2 separate regions of the Homo sapiens genome follow, and region 2 is linked to region 1. Evidence: chromatin loops called from intact Hi-C (ENCODE). Cell type or tissue: pancreas. All regions are shown on one strand. Links, peaks and the distances in the headings refer to the core of each region. The heading gives the core; the rest is flanking DNA.

The links. A loop is a pair of places that touch in the nucleus more often than their neighbours do. Peaks named below come from ENCODE experiments on the same cell type or tissue, not always from the same donor. Only the 100,000 strongest peaks of a DNase experiment are listed, where the experiment ranks them.
Region 2: a loop joins it to region 1, with 2.4 times the contacts of the local background. A loop is called at or near these places in 1 of 110 quality-filtered maps.

The regions. Positions count from the first base shown.
Region 1 is chr5:141,150,191-141,160,536 of GRCh38, reverse strand. It overlaps PCDHB6 (protocadherin beta 6), which reads right to left. Exons shown (of 1, transcript NM_018939.4): 1 at 7,250-10,346. The coding sequence starts at 10,279. The coding sequence ends at 7,895. It also overlaps PCDHB@ and the pseudogene PCDHB17P. Among named protein-coding and RNA genes, the nearest start is that of PCDHB6, 5.3 kb to the right of the region's middle. In pancreas, for the core only: no CTCF peak of the experiment used is centred there; no DNase peak of the experiment used is centred there.
Region 2 is chr5:141,380,319-141,390,101 of GRCh38, reverse strand. The region is part of intron 1 of PCDHGA1 (protocadherin gamma subfamily A, 1); the gene reads right to left. All of the region lies in intron 1 of PCDHGA2 (protocadherin gamma subfamily A, 2), which reads right to left. All of the region lies in intron 1 of PCDHGA3 (protocadherin gamma subfamily A, 3), which reads right to left. The region is part of intron 1 of PCDHGB1 (protocadherin gamma subfamily B, 1); the gene reads right to left. It also overlaps PCDHGA4, PCDHGB2, PCDHGA5, PCDHGB3, PCDHGA6 and PCDHGA7, and 2 more genes. In pancreas, for the core only: no CTCF peak of the experiment used is centred there; no DNase peak of the experiment used is centred there; H3K4me3 peaks cover 526 bases.

The DNA.
Region 1 (10,346 bases), core at 1,213-9,212:
AAAGTAGTTGAAAAAGAAGGCAATTATGACCTTAAAGGTAAAAAAAGAGGCTTTTTGTTTTTACTCTTCAGGCTTAGGTGTAAGTAACATTTTTATGGTGACAATTATATAAACATTATCTAAACAGAATTTTGATATTGCTAGGTAGAGGAAATGTCCGAGTTGTGTGTGCGTCTGTGTGTGTACCCCTTAAAAACTGGATATCTAAAACTGGGATTTGAGAAAAAGCACTTTATAAGCATATGTGATTTTTAAAAATAGGGAAGTAAATATGGGAAAACACATAAGAGCATCAAAAGTGGTTACCCTGGGCAGTCAGACTTGAATAAAATTGGAAAAAACTTTTAAATTAAAATTTAAAAAATATGAAATGCTGGCCAGGTGCAGTGGCTCACACCTGTAATCCCAGCACTTTGGGAGCCCGAGGCAGGTGGATCACCTGAGGTCAGGAGTTCGAGACCAGCCTGACCAACATGGTGAAACCCCATCTCTACTAAAAATACAGCATTAGCCAGGCATGGTGGCGCACGCCTGTCATCCCAGGTACTTGTGAGGCTGAGGCAGGAGAATCGCTTGAACCCGGGAGGTGGAGGCTGCAATGAGCCGAGATCACGCCACTGCACTCCAGCCTGGGCAACAAGAGTGAAACTCCGTCTAAAAAAAATATGAAATGCATAAACAATTATGGCAAGTATTCTTTCAAAATACATTGTAAATGTTATAAATATTGATAAGGTAATATATATTTAATACAAAAAGGATAAGTAAGTTTAAGAAAGAACGGGTATAAAATGTTTATTTGCTCATTTTTAAGCAGGCAGTTAAGTAATGCTAATGTCTTAATATGCATCTAATCTTGCTTTTTAACCTTTATAGGGACTACTTATCAAAGCTTAAGCAAGTTCTATAGTTTCACACTTCGTTTTATTGTATTCAATCTAATCATTTTTATCAGAAGCTATCAATTTATTATAGATCCATTTTATAAAATTATTTTCATCTATTACTTTATTCTTATATACATTCATTGAAATATTTTAGAATGATGTTGACTTAATGAAATTAGTTCTGATGGTGGAATAATGATGTTAATTTGCTTTCTCTTTTGTACTTACTGTATGTTTGAATCATATGATTATATTTTATTTTTATTTATTTATTTATTTTTGAGATGGAGTCTCTCTCTGTCACCCAGGCTGGATTGCAGTGGCATGATCTCAGCTCACTGCAACCTCCGCCTCCGAGGCACAAGGGATTCTCCTGCCTCAGCCTCCCAAGTAACTGGGATTACAGGCACTTGTCACCACGCCCAGCTGATTTTTGTATTTTTTAGTAGAGATGGGGTTTCAACATGTTGGCCAGGCTGGTCTCGAACTCCTGACCTCAGGTGATCCGCCCACCTTGGCCTCCCAAAGTGCTAGGATTACAGGTGTGAGCCACTGCTATATATTATTTTAAAAGAAGGAGAATCATTATTTACATACCAAAGCCATTTATTATTAAAAAAAAAGCAATCACAAGTCAACCAACCTTTTTTCTATTATTCTTTCATGTAACAGGAGTTGAATCCTTTAGAATAACAGCCGATGGTCTATAAATATCAATTTTGAAAAAAGAAATTCAGGAGAGAAAACATCACCTAGGTAAAATATTGGTTCATTTGAGGGAAGAGTAGTGTTTTTGAAACAACACAACAGAAGTGCAACAATTTACAAGATTACTAAAATTTTTGCATAAATGAAAATTATTTTTTAGGCTAAAAGCTGTGATTTACGATAGACTTAGAGTCATGCTGATGATAACCAGAAAGTTTGAAACACTATTCTCTTAATCATAACATATCAATGAACAAGTTCAAATACTGGGAACCTGAAAACACCTGTGAGTTCCAAAATCTGACCAAACAAAAACAACAACCATAGGAAACACCATTTCTCTGCTATTGTGTGCACATGCTGTAACTAACATAGCTGACAACCACCACAACAAAAATTAAAGGGAATGGAAAATAGTCCAGCAGGTTGAAATAGCTATAAATATGACAGCCATTACTAATGTGTGAATATGTGACTCTACGCGAATGAGAGAATTGGGAACTTACAGATGAATAGTGAATTCTATGATTTATCACGACCTGTTGTCAGATTCCTAATTGAACCCAAAATGATTCCTAGAGTTGGAGTTTGCCTCGCTGTCCCCACCAGTCCCTTCACCCAAGAAGTTGGGAAGTACCGGTTTAAGAAACTTTAACTGGCTCTCAGAGCTTTCTGCCAGGTAAACTTCATACTGATAATTCTGGGACAGGGTCCTGGTGCCACTCACGTCCACCAGATGCCCTGGAAAGGGGCCCTCGGGCACCGAGTAGCGACCCACCGAGGCCGCCCTGCTCCTTCTGCACAGCCGCACCGCCACGAACAGGAGCACCGAGAAGAGGAAGAGCGAAGACACCGAAGCCAACGCCACCACCAGGTAGACGGTGAGCGAGTCGGCCTGGGCCTGGGCCGGGGCCGCCTCAGGGAGAGGCAGGTAGGGCTGGGAGAAGCCGTCCACCAGGAGCACGTGCAGCGTGGCGGTGGCCGAGCGCGGAGGCTCGCCATTGTCCTTGACCAGCACCACCAGCCTGTGCTTGGCCGCGTCGCGCTCGCTCAGCAGCCTGGCGGTGCGCACCTCGCCATTGTGCGCCCACACGCCGAATAGCCCGGGCTCCGTGGCCTTGAGCAGCTGGTACGACAGCCAGGCGTTCTGGCCCGAGTCACCGTCCACCGCCACCACCTTGGTCACCAGGTAGCCCGGCTCGGCCGCCCGGGGCACCAGCTCGGTGCAGGGCGCGGAGCCGTTCTGCAGCGGGTACAGCACGAAGGGCGAGTTGTCGTTGGCGTCCAGCACACCAGCACGCGCACCAGCGCCTCGCTGCTCAAAGCCGGAGAACCGCGGTCTGAGGCGCCCACGCGGAACTCGAACTCCTGCAGGGCCTCGTAGTCCAGCGACCTGAGGGCAAACAGGTGGCCGTTGTCTGTGTTGATGGAGACCAGGGAGGCGAGGGGCAGGTGCGGGTTCTGGGGCGGCAGCAGCGAGTAGGTGACCTGAGCGTTGGTGCCTGAGTCTCTGTCTGTGGCGCTGACACTGCCGATGTGCAGGGCGGGGCTGTTGTTCTCGCGGACGAACAGGGTGTAGGAGGTTTGGGTGAAGGCGGGGGCGTTGTCATTGACGTCGGAGACCCGCAGGGTTATGTTGTACTCGGTTTTCAGCCTGGGTGTCCCCAAGTCTGTGACAGTAATGGTGATGTTGTACTCGGCCCTGCTCTCTCTGTCTAGCGCTCCTTCTGTTAACAAAGTGTAGAAATTTTCTAAGGTAGGTTTTAGAAGGAAAGGGAGATGGTCTTGGATGGAACACATCATTTTTCCATTGTTCCCGGAGTCCGGATCCGAAATTCCGAAAACAGCGACCACTGTTTCTGGGGAGTTTTCTAGGATATCACTGATAAGTAAGGACATAGTAAGTTCCGGTGCGTTGTCGTTTATATCCATTACCTCTATGGCTACGGTGCATTTTCCTGAAAGACCCCCACCGTCTGAGGCCTCAACTTCCATGTGATAAGATTGAATTTCCTCAAAATCCAACGCCTTTTTAAATCTAATTTCTCCCGTGATTGAGTTTATTTCAAAGGCCTGAATGATTTGATTGGAGTATTGAAAAAATGAATAGGAGAGCTCCCCGTGGGTCCCAGCATCTAAATCCCTGGCAGAGACGGTGATGACAAGGGAACCTATAGGGGTGTTCTCTGGGACCTGCACCTCGTAGCGCCGCTGAGCAAATTCAGGGACGTTGTCATTGATATCTACAATCACTATGAGAACCTGGGAAGTCCCAGTTCTGGGCGGTGACCCACCATCCAGCGCTGTGAGGGTTAACCTGAGCTGGGGCTGCTCCTCGCGGTCCAGCGCTTGATCCAGCACGAGCTCTGGGTATTTCTTGCCGTCGCTGTGATTGCGAGTGAAAAGGTGGAAATAGGAGTTGGTGCTAATTGAGTAGTTCTGAACTGTGTTGCTACCTACGTCCAAATCTTGAGCTATTTTCAAAGGAAATGAAGTCCCTGGATGGCTGCCTTCGGAGATTTTCAGGAGGATTTCATTTTCCAAGAATTCTGGGGCATGGTCATTTACATCTTGGAGCTGTAGTTCACCTTGAATAAACTGCACCGGATTTTTCAGTAACATCTGGAAATGTAGTATACATGGATCTATGTCACCGCACAACTCTTCCCGGTCCAATTTTTCTTTTAGGAGCAAATTCCCACTCTTCCGTTCGAGCTGCAAATACTGTTTGTTCCCTTTGGAAAGAATCCGGGCGCCTCTCGCGGCCAGTTCCCCTACACCCAGCCCCAGATCTTTTGCTAAGTTGGCCACAAAAGAGCCGCTGTCCCTCTCTTCTAGAACTGAATACTTAATCGTAGCGCTGCCCGCCTCCCACAGTAGTAATAAGAAAATAATGGCGGTCACTTGCCTTTTCTCTGGTGCTTTGGGGAGCGGCGTCTCCATCATTCCTCAGGGTCCAAAAGATGCAGTATTTAATCACAAAATAATTGCTTTACAGCCAACTCAGCTATCTTGATTTAAATATCTTGAGTTAGTTCTTTTTAACATTGACCGACATGGGATGGCTGCCTCTCTGAAACCTATCCCCAGTAGTGAAAAAGTGTTTCCTTTTGGAGCTGCCAGAAAACCCGCACAGCTTTTAAGGAGACACTGATTCTGCAGTTTTTCACTCAGCCTGCAGCGCCACCAAGCGTTCTGCTTTACAACTTCAGATAATTTTCATTTCAAAGCACACTGTATACTGTAATAGCTAAAACATATAGCAGGCCTTTTAGGTCATAGCCTGTTATATACTCCCTTTTCCCCCGGCTATTATGAGGCCTTGTTCAGGTAGCTAAGAATGGTTGTTACAGCAAAAGTAATGTCTGTATCTATATTCATCTTCCTTATAAAGGTGCAGGTTCAGTACACAAAACTCTGCTCCAGGCAAATTCATTTATTAACAAGTATTTACCTGTAGGGACATTCATGTAGCTTCCTGGGATAATACAGTAAATGAAACATAAAAATTCTTGCTCTTGGGGAATTTACATTCTATTACAAAAATGCTAATTTGTTCTATTGTACTGGAAGAAATCATGAACTTTCAAAATCTAGTTTCATTCTCATATTGTAATGTGCCTGTAACTCCCGAAAGAAAATAAAAATATTGTTTCTTGTTAGTCTCTGGTCTACATAACCATTGGGAATTTTTTGTTTTTTTTTTTTGAGACGTGGTCTCACTCTGTTGCCCAGGCTGGAGTGCAGTGGCCTCAATCTTGGCCCACTGCAACCTCTACCTCCCAGGTTCAAGCGATTCTCCTGACTCAGCCTCCTGAGAAGCTAGGACTACAGGTGCGTGCTACCACACCAGGCTAATTTTTGTAGTTTTAGTAGACATGACATTTCACCATATTGGCCAGGATGGTCTTGAACTCCTGGCCTCAAGTGATCTGCCTGCCTCGGCCTCCCAAAGTGCTGGGATTACAGGCTTGAGCTACCATACCTGGCCACCATTTAGGACTTTTTTTCCTTCATAAATTTATTATGTGCAATGCCCAGTGAAATTTAGAGAAAATGGTGGTTTGTCTTATTAAAAATCAATATAGGCCAGGTGTGGTGGCTCACGCCTGTAATCCCAGCACTTTGGGAGGCTGAGGTGGGTGGATCACTGGAGGCCAAGAGTTTGAGACCAGCCTGGCCAATATGGTGAAACCTCGTTTCTACTAAAAATATAAAAATTAATTGGGTGTGGTGGTGCACACCTGTAGTCCCAGCTACTCAGGAGGCTGAGGCAGAAGAATCACTTGAACCTGGGAGGTGGATGTTGCAGTGAGCTGAGATTGTGCCACTGCATTTCAGCCCGGGTGACAGAGCAAGACTCTGTCTCAAAAAAAAAAAAAAAAAATCAATATAAGCTCAGAATCTAGGCAATGTCTTTTCTACAGATGTAAAGAAGACAACAAAGTTGACAAAGTCAAAAATACACTGTCTGGGGAAGGGTATTGACCTGTCTGCATTGGACAGTATACTACCCCAGTGTACATTCTCTAGGATTAGGGGGATGGGGATATTGAAAAACACTACTGCTCCAACTAAAGCCAAGTGACTGGAGTGAGAACAATGGAAGAAGGAATCTCACCAAGGAAGAATGCTGTTCTAAGGAGAATAGGGTATATATCTGAGAACACAAAATAGTAAATGTTCCCCACACTCATTTAATCAGTTGGTAATCATCCATGACAGTCAGTTCACTTATCTGGACACAAAACACAGTCAAATGTAATTTAGTTCAGCCCAGTTCCACTTCAATTAAGGATAAAAATAAAATAGTCAGCCAGGTGTGGTGGCTCACACCTGTAATCCCAGCGCTTTGGGAGGCTGAGGCGGGTGGATCATGAGGTCAGGAATTCGAGACCAGCCTGGTCAAGATGGTGAAACCCTGTCTCTCCTAAAAATACAAAAATTAGCTGGGTTTGGTGGCATGCGCCTGTAATCTTAGTTACTAAGGAGGCTGAGGCAGGAGAATCACTTGAACCAGGGAGGCGGAGGTTGCAGTGAGCGAAGATCGCACCATTACAGTCCAACCTGGGCAACAAGAGCAAAACTCCGTCTCAAAATAAAATAAAATAGTCACTGAATTGTTATTTTAATATACATTGCTTGCCTTTGATAGAAAGTTGAAAGAGGGATTTTTAAATGAAATATCACAAATACAGCTGACACAAATAAGACTAGATATGGGCTAAACTGTGAAGGTAAATGGTGTAATGGTTAATACAAGCAAATGATGCTTACACAACACTAGAAGGGAAAATCTGATGTTACCGAATAACCTGCCACTAATACCTTACTTAGATCTTGGTAGATATCAAACATCTTGAGAAAGTGAGAGGAGGAGTTTGGCAAATATAATTTGAAATCTTTCAACTTTCAAATTGTGAGACAAAGAAAAAAAGATAAAATATGCTGTTAAGCATTTTATTTTCTGTAGCGGTGTGTAGGGTGAGTAGAAGAGTCAAAGCTGTTTTCTGTTTTGAAGGAAAGCAACAGTGATTTGACTAAGAAGTGATATTTCATACTTTCACTCATTGGTAAGGATATTTTATTGTAGAGAGGATATTAGCATTTCGCTGTAGATACAATAGTTTTTTTAAAAAATCAATACTAGAATGTTAGTAACATTCAGCAAATATTTATTAAGCACTTATAATTGGCACGACTTTTTTTTTAAAAAAAGACCATCATGTTCTTACATGAGGCTCACAAACTAATGTGTTGACACTTCAGTAAAGTCTATAGTCACAAAAATTTTGGATTGACTATTATGGGATACTAAAATATGCATAAGTATGAATGGCTACTTTAGTGTTTAGCCATCATTAGTTCTTATTTTTAGTGTTACACACTGTAGGAGTTACTGCAAAATGAGACATTGGAGGATTAAATAATATCAGATACTCACATTTTAAACAGTCCTACATAGCAATAGTGAAACAACTCTTACCAATAGCTAGAAATACAATTTTACTTAAGGATTTACAATACTTTTTTTTGGGGGGGGGAAGAATAGATAATTTAATTTCAAAAGCTTAAAATTATGCAAATAAAAATTTACTTTTTGTTCATATTGTCAAGTACCCTCAAGTGAAGTAATAAACTACTAAGCATGAACAGGAAATACTAAGATACCAGTATCTTACTTTATATAAAATTTCAACCTAAAGAATAGAGGTAAAATAAACAAGAAACAGACCATGTAACTTTAAGTTAAAAGAGATCTCCAAACATAAGTAAGATTTAGTAAAATAATCCCACACTTAACTGAACGGGAAGCTATTCCGAGAGGTGGGGGTTTCTTCCATTTCTCTCTCAGTGCCCTGAGGAGGGAAGTTGGGCATAATCGGCTTCAGGAACTTGAACTCATTTGTTTCTGAGCCTCCCGTCAGACACACCTTGTACTGGTAGCTCTGGGATAGGGTCCCGGTGCCGCTCACATCCACCAGATGCCCTGGAAAGGGACCCTCGGGCACCGAGTAGCGACCCACCGAGGCCGCCCTGCTCCTCCTGCACAGCCGCACCGCCACGAACAGGAGCACCGAAAAGAGGAAGAGCGACGACACCGAGGCCAACGCCACCACCAGGTAGACGGTGAGAGAGTCGGCCTGGGCTTGGGCCGGGGCCGCCTCAGGGAGAGGCAGGTAGGGCTGGGAGAAGCCGTCCACCAGGAGCACGTGCAGCGTGGCGGTGGCCGAGCGCGGAGGCTCGCCATTGTCCTTGACAAGCACCACCAGCCTGTGCTTGGCTGCGTCTCGCTCGCTCAGCAGCCTGGCGGTGCGCACCTCGCCATTGTGCGCCCACACGCCGAACAGACCGAGCTCCGTGGCCTTGAGCAGCTGGTACGACAGCCAGGCGTTCTGGCCCGAGTCGCCGTCCACCGCCACCACCTTGGTCACCAGGTAGCCCGGCTCGGCCGCCCGGGGCACCAGCTCGGTGCAGGGCGCGGAGCCGTTCTGCAGCGGGTACAACACGAAGGGCGAGTTGTCGTTGGCGTCCAGCACCAGCAAGCGCACCAGCGCCTCGCTGCTCAACGCCGGGGAGCCGCGGTCTGTGGCGCCCACGCGGAACTCGAAAGACTGCAGGGCCTCGTAGTCCAGCGACCTGAGGGCAAACAGGTGGCCGTTGTCCGCGTTGATGGAGACCAGGGAAGAGAGGGGCAGGTGCGGGTCCTGGGGCGGCAGCAGCGAGTAGGTGACCTGGGCGTTGATGCCTGAGTCTCTGTCTGTGGCGCTGACGCTGCCGATGTGCAGGGCGGGGCTGTTGTTCTCGCGGACGAACAGGGTGTAGGAGGTTTGGGTGAAGGCGGGGGCGTTGTCATTGACGTCGGAGACCTGCACAGTTATGCTCTGCTGGGTTTTCAGCCTTGGTGTCCCCAAATCAGTGACCGTGATAGTGATGTTGTACTCGGCTCTGCTCTCTCTGTCCAGCGCGCCTTCTGTTACCAGGGTGTAGAAATTCTCCACGGAAGGTCTTAGTAGAAAGGGGAGATTGTTCTCTATTGAACAAATAACCTGTTGGTTATGTCCAGAGTCTGCATCTGAAACACTGAAAACTGCCACTGTGATCTCTGGTAAGTTTTCTGGGATGAGGCTGATGAAGAACGACATGGTGAGTTCAGGGGCATTGTCATTCACGTCCAGGACCCTGACGACTAAAGAGCATTTTCCTGATAGGCCTCCACCATCTGTAGCCTCAACATCCACGTCATAAGACTGAATTTCCTCAAAATCCAAAGCCTTTCTCAGCCGAATTTCTCCTGTGATTGCGTTTATTTCGAAGGGTTGGTTGACGTCATCGACTTGAAACAGGGCGTAAGATACCTTCCCAAACGATCCTGCATCTAAATCTCTGGCTGAGACGGTAATAACCAGAGAGCCGAGGGGGTTGTTCTCAGGGACTTGTGCTTCATAGAGCTCCTGAGCAAACTCGGGGACGTTGTCATTGATGTCCAAAACCTGGATCTGAATCTCGGAGGTCCCTGACCGGGGCGGAGACCCGCCATCCAGCGCGATCAGCGTTAGCCTGAGTTGGGGCTGCTCCTCGCGGTCCAACGGTTTGTCTAGCACCAGCTCCGGGAACTTCCTGCCTTCGCTGCGATTGCGGGTGAGAACGTGGAAGTGAGGGTTGGAGCTGATTGTGTACCTCTGAAGGCCGTTGCTGCCGGTGTCTAAATCGTGTGCCATTTTCAAAGGAAATATCTTTCCTGGCATAGTAATTTCTGATATTTTCAGGAGCATTTCTCTGGCAGGGAATTCCGGGGCGTGGTCATTTATATCTCTGACTCGCAAGGAAGCCTGAAAAAACTGCAAGGGGTTTTCCAGTAACACTTGGAAAGGTAGCACACACGGCTCAGTGGAGCCACACAGCTCCTCCCGGTCCAGTTTTTCATTTAGCAGTAAATCATGGGTCTGTGGATCAAACTGCAAATGTTGTCTGTTCCCTTTGAAAACAACCCGAGCGCCCCGCGAAGCCAGCTCCCCCACCCTCAGTCCCAGGTCCTTTGTCAAGTTGGCCACAAACGTGCCACTTTCTGTCTCCTCCAATACGGAATACTGAATCGATTCAGAACCCACCTCTCCCCAAAGCATCAATAAAATGAAGAAAGCCACTTGCCTTTTCTTGTTCTGTACTTTAGTTTGCATCATGTCTATTATGTCTGAATACGGAAGAAAAATCCTTTTCAGCTCCCAATCACCACATCTACCGTCGACC
Region 2 (9,783 bases), core at 1,157-9,156, 230 kb before region 1:
GGGGGGAACCACGGATTCGGATTTAACACAGAGACCAGGCTGGAAGCAGCTCCAGGAGGCGGGGCTGGAGGAGCGTCGCAGGCGCAAGGCAATGGCCAGAATCATGGCCACGAGGAAGAGCACTGAGATCAAGGCCAAGGCCACCACTAGGTAAAACTGCAGCTCAGCCTGGAGGTCAGAGGGGTCGGGGCGGTCAGTGATATCCGGCAGCACCTCCTGCAAGCTGTCGGCGAAGACCAGGTGCAACGTGGCAGTGGCCGAGAGTGGTGGCTGTCCACCGTCACGCACGGCGACCAGAAGGCGCTGGCGGACGGCGTCCCTGTCGCCTAAGGCACGCGCTGTGCGCACTTCGCCCGTGCGCAGCCCCAGGCTGAAGAGCCCGGGCTCGCTAGCCTGCAGCACGTGGTAGGACAGCCAGGCGTTGTGTCCTGAGTCTGCGTCCACCGCCACTACCTTGGTCACCAAGTAGCCAGGCTCTGCAGCGTGCGGCACCATATCGAAGAGCGCAGAGCCGTCGGGACCCAGCGCGGGGTACAGCACCCGTGGCGCATTGTCGTTGCGGTCGTCCACTAACACGCGCAGGCTCACGTTCGCGCTGAGCGCTGGCGAGCCCTGGTCGCGGGCCTGCAGTGTGAGTTCGAAGGCGCGCAGCTGCTCGTGGTCGAAGGCGCGCTGCGCGAACACCACCCCGCTCTCCGCGCTTATGGACACGTAGGATGACAGCTCCCGCTGCTCCAGGTCACTGGCCATGATGCAGTAAGAGACTTGGCCGTTGGGCCCCAAGTCCGGATCAGAAGCCCTGACTTGTGAAATAGAGGCTCCAGGCGGGTTGTTCTCGGCCACGTGGACTATATAGGAAGACTGTGAGAAAACCGGAGCGTTGTCATTTACATCACCAATGTGCAGGGTGATGCTGGAACTGGAGGAGAGGGGAGGCTTGCCCCGATCTGTTGCCGTAACGGTTATATTGTACTCTGGATTCTGCTCGCGGTCTAGAACAGCATCTGTCACTAATTTATACGTGTTTCTTGAAGAAGTTAATATTTTAAATGGAACATCACCTTCCAATTTACAAGTCACTTCTCCATTGTGTCTGGAATCCTTGTCACGGACTTTGAGCAAAGCAATATGTGTTCCCAGCTCGGCGTCCTCCATAATTAGGTTGGGTAGAGACTGGAATATCACTTCTGGGGCGTTGTCATTTTCATCTATGACTTCTACCTCCACTGTGCATTGCGCAATCATTCCTCCACCGTCCCTTGCTTCCAAAACTATGGAATATTCTTTGACTTCTTCAAAATCTAATGTATTTAAAACAGTAATTTCCCCGGTGTTAGAGTTCAGGTCAAATTGGGTGATCTGGCTAGCTTCACTGAAAGAGAAAGTAATCTCGGCATTGACACCCTCATCCTGGTCCGTGGCAGTCACCTGTAGCACCGTGGTCCCCGGGTACACGTTTTCTGAAAGGCTCACCCTGTATACGTCTTGACTGAACACTGGAGCATTATCATTGGCATCAGTCACTAGAACGTGTATCTGTGCAGTGCTGCTTAGGGGTGGAGCTCCAAAGTCCAAGGCAGTCAAAGTCAAGTGGTAGGATTTCTGCTTTTCTCTGTCCAAAGGTGTCTTCAATACCATCTCAGGGTATTTACTGCCATCTGATTTCTCTTTATTTATCAGTGAGAAATGATCACTGGGACTGAGTTGGTAATTCTGCAGTGTGTTGCTACCAATATCCGCATCATGGGCAGATCCTAATATAAATCGTGTGCCAGGCTGTGCAGACTCACTTATTTGCAGCTCAAAGGAATTTTGCGTGAATTTTGGCGTGTGGTCATTAATGTCCTCGATCTCCACATTCACGTGATAAAAGTTCAGTGGATTTTCAGCAACAGCCTCAAATTCCAGAGCACAAGCTGGCTTCTTCCCGCATATCTCCTCCCTGTCTAGCCTGCTGCTCACAAGCAACTCCCCGCTCTCTGCGCTCACGGTGAAGTAAGGCTTCTCCGAACTGACGCGCAGTTTTCGAGTCGGTAACTCCTGGACGCTGAACCCCAGGTCCGTGGCGAGGTTCCCCACTACGGAGCCCTTGGGCATTTCCTCGGGAATCCTGTAGCGGATCTGCTCACAGAGCGCCGGGCAGAACAAAGACAGCAGGAAGAGAAAGAGCACTGGCAGCCTCTCAGCCCGGCCCAGCTCCCCGGCGCCGCTCCCCATCCCTCTTGCTCTCCTCAGCTTGCTCACCAGCCTGGAGACGCCGGGTTACAAATAACCTCTGTATTGCAGATTTTTGGATCTCCGAACGGACTTTAGTTGCAGTTCCAGTTCAAGAAAAAATTCTTCTTTTTCCGAGGAGGAAGCGGTGTAAAGGCTGGCGCTGGGGAGTCTGAGCTGGGGCTGCCCTGGAAAGCGCGCTGCGGCTGCGCGAGGAGATCTGGAGCGCCAAGCTCTCCACTTTGGCCAACAGCGGCGCCCAGAGTCAGCACTAGGAAACTACAGCCTCTGCTGCTTCAAGTTAACCAGTGCAATAATTATAATTGTGTGCCTAACTGAAAGAACAAAAACTACGTGGATACGTCTGTATATTTAATGACGTCTAAAAATGTACTCTTAGGAATGCCTTCATCCCAACTTTGAGGATTTTTAGGCAAATCATGTAGATTAAGTACATAAACATTTATTGACATAAGCTTTCCCCAATCTTCAAACATGCACTATCTATATAAAGATAGCCATAACACAGACTTGGCCTAAACCGTCTCAGAGTACAGTAATTTTCCATACTTACTCATTAGAAATATACTGGATACATTTTATCTTTCTTTCATTGTTCCTAACATTTTCTCCACTTTTCTAAGTACCTCCAAGTTGATTTATTTCAACTTTTTCCGGAGAGTATCAGTAATACCAAAATTGCCTTTTAGAAGGTGCAATTTATACTTATCTTCAAATACACCCCCTTCCCAATAGTTTCAGTGATTTCATTACAGGAATATTATGTGATTCTCATTTCGATGATCACAGGCAGTAGCCTACTCCTCTCCTCATTACACAATTATTTTACTGGTTATGAAATACAACATTCATCTTCAAAGTTATCAGGGGGATAATACATAGCCTCAAAACACAAAGTCACTGAGATCTGCTGCACTGAAGCACTGCTTCCTACCTCTGCACTTATTTTACATTCCTTGGTGACCTCTGAATTGAAGGAAACAATCCCTGGAAAGTTTGATTGCAATAGCTCACTGAGTTTAGTGATTATGTCTCTCCATTGCTTAAAAACAATTTTATGCATCTAATAAATTTTGGTCAGGAGATTTTCTTTTACAAAATACCTTATAACCGTAGTTCTGCCATAGGATCTTCCCTCAGTAACATTGTTGGTGTCAGCAACATTGTCTTCTACCCCAAGTGATTGTACATCTGAAATGTGAACACTGCAGAACTTGTAAAATGTATCCAGCCTGGGTGACAGAGCGAGACTCCATGTCAAAAAAAAAAAATGTATCCCCCACACTATTGTACAGAGTCTATCATGTGCAAAATACTACCAAATACAACACTAGTCTAAAAAGAGTCTTTTTTTGAAGAGACAGAGTCTTGTTATATTATCTAGGTGGGCCTCCAATTCTTGGGTTCAAGCTGTCCTCTTGCCTCAGCCTCCCATGCAGGTGGGCTACAGCTTGCAACACCATACCTGGCTAAAAGTGTGTTTTTAATTAATACTCAAAGGTCTCTGGAATCAAGATTACCTTGTCATCCACCCCTTCTGGATGACAATCACTTGATATACTGAGCTTTACTAAAATGTTATACAAAAGAATATGGAAGTAGTTAATCCCAGATTGGGTTATTTCCAACTGAATTTTTCAGTAGACCTAATAAATAAAATCAACTACTGGTCTAGGATCTGTGTACATAAGATGGTCTAAGGTTTGAGTACGTGAGACAGTTGAAACAAAGCCAGTATCCCCAATCTCCCACTTTGATAGCCCACAGACACACTTCATCTGGCTGTACCACTAAAACAACATACTGGAATTCTCTGTTAAAACATGTAATTGCCTATGTCACAAATGCCAATTACAACACTTAAAATGACATTTTATTTGACATATTTTATTGGTTTTGTCCGATGGCCTTTAGTGTGGCATTAGACTTGATGTCTGTCTTTGATATAGATCTTAGTGAAGTGTGATACACACACATTTCATTCTTTAGGCATAAATCCAACCTTCTACTACCACCCCATTAATAAATGATTATACTGTAAATAGGTCAAGAAGCAATCAAGATTTTTTAGGACCACCAAGCTGAGGTACATGGAGGCAGAATCAGCCACAGAAAAAAATCTTCACATGGAAGAAATCTTTCAGAACCTTTTACATATTTGAATGCTAAAGAGAATCCTGAGAAGACAGCTGAGGTGTGTTTTATTCCTGCTAACCTTGTGCAATATGAAAGACTCGATTCATTCCAATGTATAAAATATATGAGTTAAGAAAGTAGGTTGGAACATAGATTGGAAAGTAGGTGGAAATTATAAAATGTGATAGTCCACATATTCATAATCTTGTCCATAGGCTTTCACTAAAGAAATACTATATCCTATGTGTTCTATATTAAAGTGTCACCACTGAAGGAAACTGGTAAACTCATTTTTACCTCTATAAAGTTTTTTAAATCCCTATTTTCAAAACATTTGTTTTGCAAAATAATAGAGAAATATCATGCAAATAAATTCCTCATGGAAATAAAGGAAGGGCTGGGCTCACCTGAATACTTGGCAGGTTTTCTTTACATTCCTGAAAATCTACGGATGTTAGCAAAGAATCATTTTTCTCACAGCTCTCCTGGCTGATGAGCATGTCTACATAGTTGGGCTGGGGGAAGATCAGGTGACTCTTCCGAGAGTCCGCGGTGAGGGAGACCTCATGGGAATAGGTCTGCAGGAAAGCCTGCACCCCGTCCATGCCCACAAAGTGCGAGGTGGGCACGTTCGCCAAGCCACCTTCTGAAGCCTGCAGCAGGCGTGACTTGTGCCAGCGCCGCAGCCTGAGCGCCAGCAGTACGAGGACGAAGGCTAGGAAGACGCAGGAGACTGTGGCCACCGCCACCACCAGGTACAACGTGAGGTCATAGTTGTAAGGACCGTCGGAGGGCTCAAGGCTGCCCAGGTCGGCCAAGACTTCGGGGATGCTGTCAGCCACAGCCACGGTGAGTGTGACGGTGGCTGACAGAGGAGGCTGACCGTGGTCCTGGACGGCCACCACGAGGCTCTGCTTGAGGGCATCTCTGTCCAGCAGGGCCCGAGCCGTGCGCACCTCGCCCGTGTACAGCCCAACCGCAAAGAGTCCTGGCTCGCTGGCCTTAAGCAGGAGGTATGACAGCCAGGCGTTCTGGCCTGAATCTTTGTCCACCGCCACCACCTTGGTCACCAGGTAGCCGGGCTCTGCGGAGCGGGGTGCCAGCTCCATGCCAGTAGAACCATCTGTGGGGAGGGCCGGGTACAGGATCTCGGGCGGGTTGTCATTCTGGTCCAGCACGAACAGGCTCAGTGACATGTTGCTGCTGAGAGGCGGGTCCCCGCTGTCATGTGCAGTCACTCTTAGTTGTAGTTCTCTCAACTGCTCATAATCAAAGGATTGCAGCGCGTACAGGACTCCAGTGTCAGAGTTTATGGAGACATAGGAGGACACTGGAGCCCCCTGGATGGTGTCTTCGGCCAAGGAATAAGTGATCTGGGCATTATCCTCACTGTCGTGGTCCTGTGCAGTCACTAAGAAAATGGAGGCCCCTCTGGGGTTGTTCTCAGCGATGTAGACTGAGTAGGATGAGTGGGGGAAGGTGGGTGGGTTATCGTTGGTGTCTGCCACCTGCATGAATATGTGAGTTTCCCTGGACAAGGGAGGAGTTCCACCATCTGTGGCTTTCAGTGTGATGTTATACAAAGAGAGTGTTTCCCGGTCCAAGTTTTTGGTTGTGACCAATCTATAATAATTATCTATTGATTTTTCTAATTTAAAAGGTAGGTTTTCTGGAATGGTGCAGGTCACCTCACCATTCTTTCCAGAATCTCTGTCTTGTAGGTAGAAAAGAGCAATGACTGTCCCAAGAGGTGTGTCTTCAGGGATTGAGCTACTTAAAGACGTCATAGTCACTTCTGGAGCATTATCATTTACATCTAAAACTGTGATCAGTACTTTTGCCTTTGTCAGACTACCAGGACCATCTTGAGCCTGAACCTCCATTTCATAGAAGGCAGTTTCTTCATAATCTAATCCTTCTAAAGTTGATATTTCTCCTGTAAGCGAGTTCAGATGAAACATCTTTGGAAGTTTAGGAGTTATTTTCCGAAAAGAATATGTCACTTCCCCATTGACTCCCTCGTCCAGGTCGATAGCATGTACCGTGAGCAGTCTTGTACCCACTGGCACATTCTCGGGGACAGTTACTTGGTACTGAGGCAGAGAGAAGACAGGCGTGTGGTCATTCACATCCACCACTGTCACCTGGATGTGGGCGGTGCTGGATCGGGGCGGGTCGCCGCCATCAGAGGCTGTGAGGACCAGGTGGTGAACCCGCTCTTCCTCCCGGTCCAGCACCCGCTCCAGCACCAGTTCCGGGTACTTAGTTTCATCGTCTCCACTTTGCACAGCCAGGGAGAAGTGGCGATTGGGGCTGAGCTGGTAACTCTGGAGGGAGTTCGTGCCCACATCTGGATCCCCAGCCTCGCTTAACGGAAACCGAACCCCAGGAGCTGTATTCTCCATTATTTTTACATTTATTTCTTCCGTCAAGAATCTTGGAACGTTGTCATTAATATCTATTATTTCCACGTCTATAGGGTAAAGATTCATTTTATCTTCCATCAGGATGTTAAAGTTTACCAGACACCGCGCACTCTGAGCGCAGATCTCTTCCCGGTCTATCCTGCCCGCAGTGACCAAGCTGCCGCTGCGCTGGTTCAGGGCGAAAAGCTGCGTCCTACCTCTGGAGATGATGCGGACTCCGCGCTCCGCCAGCTCCCGGGGCTCCAGCCCCAGGTCCTTGGCGATGTCTCCCACAAAGGACCCTTTGTCCGTCTCCTCCGACACGGAGTAGAGAATACGTCCTGCCCAGGCTTCCCAGGGGGTCCCCAGGAGGATGGAGAGCAGGAAGAATCCTCTGTAGTCCCCGCCCCTCGGCTGAGCCGCCATAGTCGTCCTGCTTCTCTTGCTTAGGCGCCGATCTCGGGAAGTGCTTCAGAATGCGGGTGTATCCGGGTGGACCCCTCTGTCTTAGGAAGGGGAGCTCAGAATCCAGCAGGATAGAGGCTTGAGTTTAGTGCAGCCTGGAAGAGGGCTTATCGCAATCTGTCGTTTCTCTGTGCTGTAAAACTCGGTGGTTTCTGTGGGATCTCTCGCACCATTTTTCCCTGGTTGGTGAACAGCGGCGCTGTGAGTCCTTACTAAGTTACTGCACCACATTGATGCACACAATACACTGATTTCATAGAAAATTGTTTCATCTTTCAAAATTTCCCTGTTAGATTTCTTTGCTCTAGATATCCCTGATAATTAAAAATCCATTTTAAGACACTGAATTAATGCAACAGTGTTCATGGACCGGTGTTTGATAATCTTAGATAATTTTTAAAAAACTGCTTTGCCTTGCAACTTTCAAGTGACTCTTTTGGGCACTGACTCACACGTTATTGCACATGGGAAAATCAGTTATTGAAGGCAAAAAGGTAAATTTTATTTAAATACATATGAAAGATTTTACTTAGAAAATATTTACATCAGTGTATATAAATTTTAATTAATTCAGTATTAATTGAACACATATGTTCTAGACACCATGATGCAAGATTCAGAAAGTCAAAATTGTTGTAAAATATATAGACCTATTTTAATAAATTTTTGATTGTATAGAACCTTAGAGACGGTCTAACACCTTCATTTTAACCGTTTAAAAAATGAGAGGGGGGGCCAGGTGCTGTTGCTCACGCCTGTAATCCCACACTTTGTGAGGCCGAGGCGGGCGGATCACCTGAGGTCGGGAGCTTGAGACCAGCCTGACCAACATGGAGAAACCCCGTCTCTACTAAAAATACAAAATTATCCGGGCGTGGTGGCGCGCGCCTGTAATCCCAGCTACTCAGGAGGCTGAGGCAGGAAAATCGCTTGAACCCGGGAGGTGGAGGTTGTGGTGAGCCGAGATCACACCATTGCACTCCAGCCTGGACAACAAGAGCAAAACTCTGCCAAAAAAAAAAAAAAAAAAAAAAGAAGAAGAAAGAAAGAAAGAAAGAAAGAGGGAATTGCCTTGCCTTGTTCCTGATTATTGATTATATAGTAGTAGAACAATGTCGGAATCCAAATATTCTCACTCCCAGTCTTGTGAGAAAAAAAGAAAGAAATCGTTGTTTGTCTTGGCTGCAGCAATCAGCTATAGAAGCAACCCATTTTCTACAGAAGGCAGAAATCTGCAGAGATCCTACTGGGCTGTGAATTCATAAGAAACTGGATAATGGATTGGCTGATTCTTTTCATTATGCAATTCAATTCAAGTCTTCATCCTAGTATGCAATTCAAATCTTCATCCTACTCTATTCTAGTGTAATTGAGAAAACAGGGATCTCTAGACAGCATTTGAGCAAAATGCAGGACTGTCCTGACAGGATCCTTAGAGGTACTCGTCTCTCCACTGATGTTGATAGAGTAAAACTAAATTATTGATGGATCCGAGGCTACCCTCTGCTAGCAGAAAGAAAAGAAAGCTCCTTTCACATAGTTGCAGAATAAAAGAGAATGACCTGCTCTGGAATAAAGACCTGGCAAGAAACAGTCTTGGTTTGTAAATTCTTCTAGGTCCTGGAGAGTAGTTGGTGGAACCAGGAGGAGAATCCAGAACTAACACTAAGAAAGCTTAACTTCGTTTTGTGGGAGGCTCCTAAGTAACCTATTTCTGCTTTCTGGTGGCATTGCTCCAGAATACAGGGAACACTTTGAAGGACATTCTGTTTTGATCTATCAAAATAATCCATAGTTATCTTTGCATTCACAAAGTAGATAAATTTTGTTTAAAGGAACTAATAGAGGTATTATAGATGAATTCTGTAAACTGGAGTTAAATTCTATTTGTTTAATAGTACTTTTGAACTTCTTGTTGAGGCAAGCAAAGTGTATGATTATTAAACAATGTAAGCACTTGTAGATATTTTCAAACAAACTTTCATGTTTGGAGGTTATAGCTCTCAATGTCTTGATCCATTTTTACCTGATGCCTCAAAATTCATAGTTTCATCTCACATTTGTTTCTTATTCTACTGTTTTAAAAAAGTCTCAATTAATTTATAGTGTCTTGGTACCTTCTTTGGAGAAAAGGAAATAAGAGCTAGTTAAATTAAATTATAGACTACTCCGAACACAAAGCATACATACCCTATGGAGTAAATGGCTTCATTGTCTCTAGCATTCACATTTTCTAAGTTATCGAACATCATAAAATTAAATATTAAAGATCTTTACTAGACCGCCAAGATATGTTTAATAAAATCTAACATAAGCTCATTGTATCAAATTGAAATCATTTCATAGTTTAAAGAGTGTATATTATTGTTGACTGAGATATTGGGAAGAATCCTGACCATTTGTTTGGTTGCATTAAAAAGAATTCTATGTAAAGTCTATTTGGCTTCCTGGGCATCGAATTGATTATCTTCTCTCTTTTCTTTTTTGGGACTTTTTTTTCTAAAAAACAAACAACAAAACAGTTCTTTGAAGTTCCATTTAG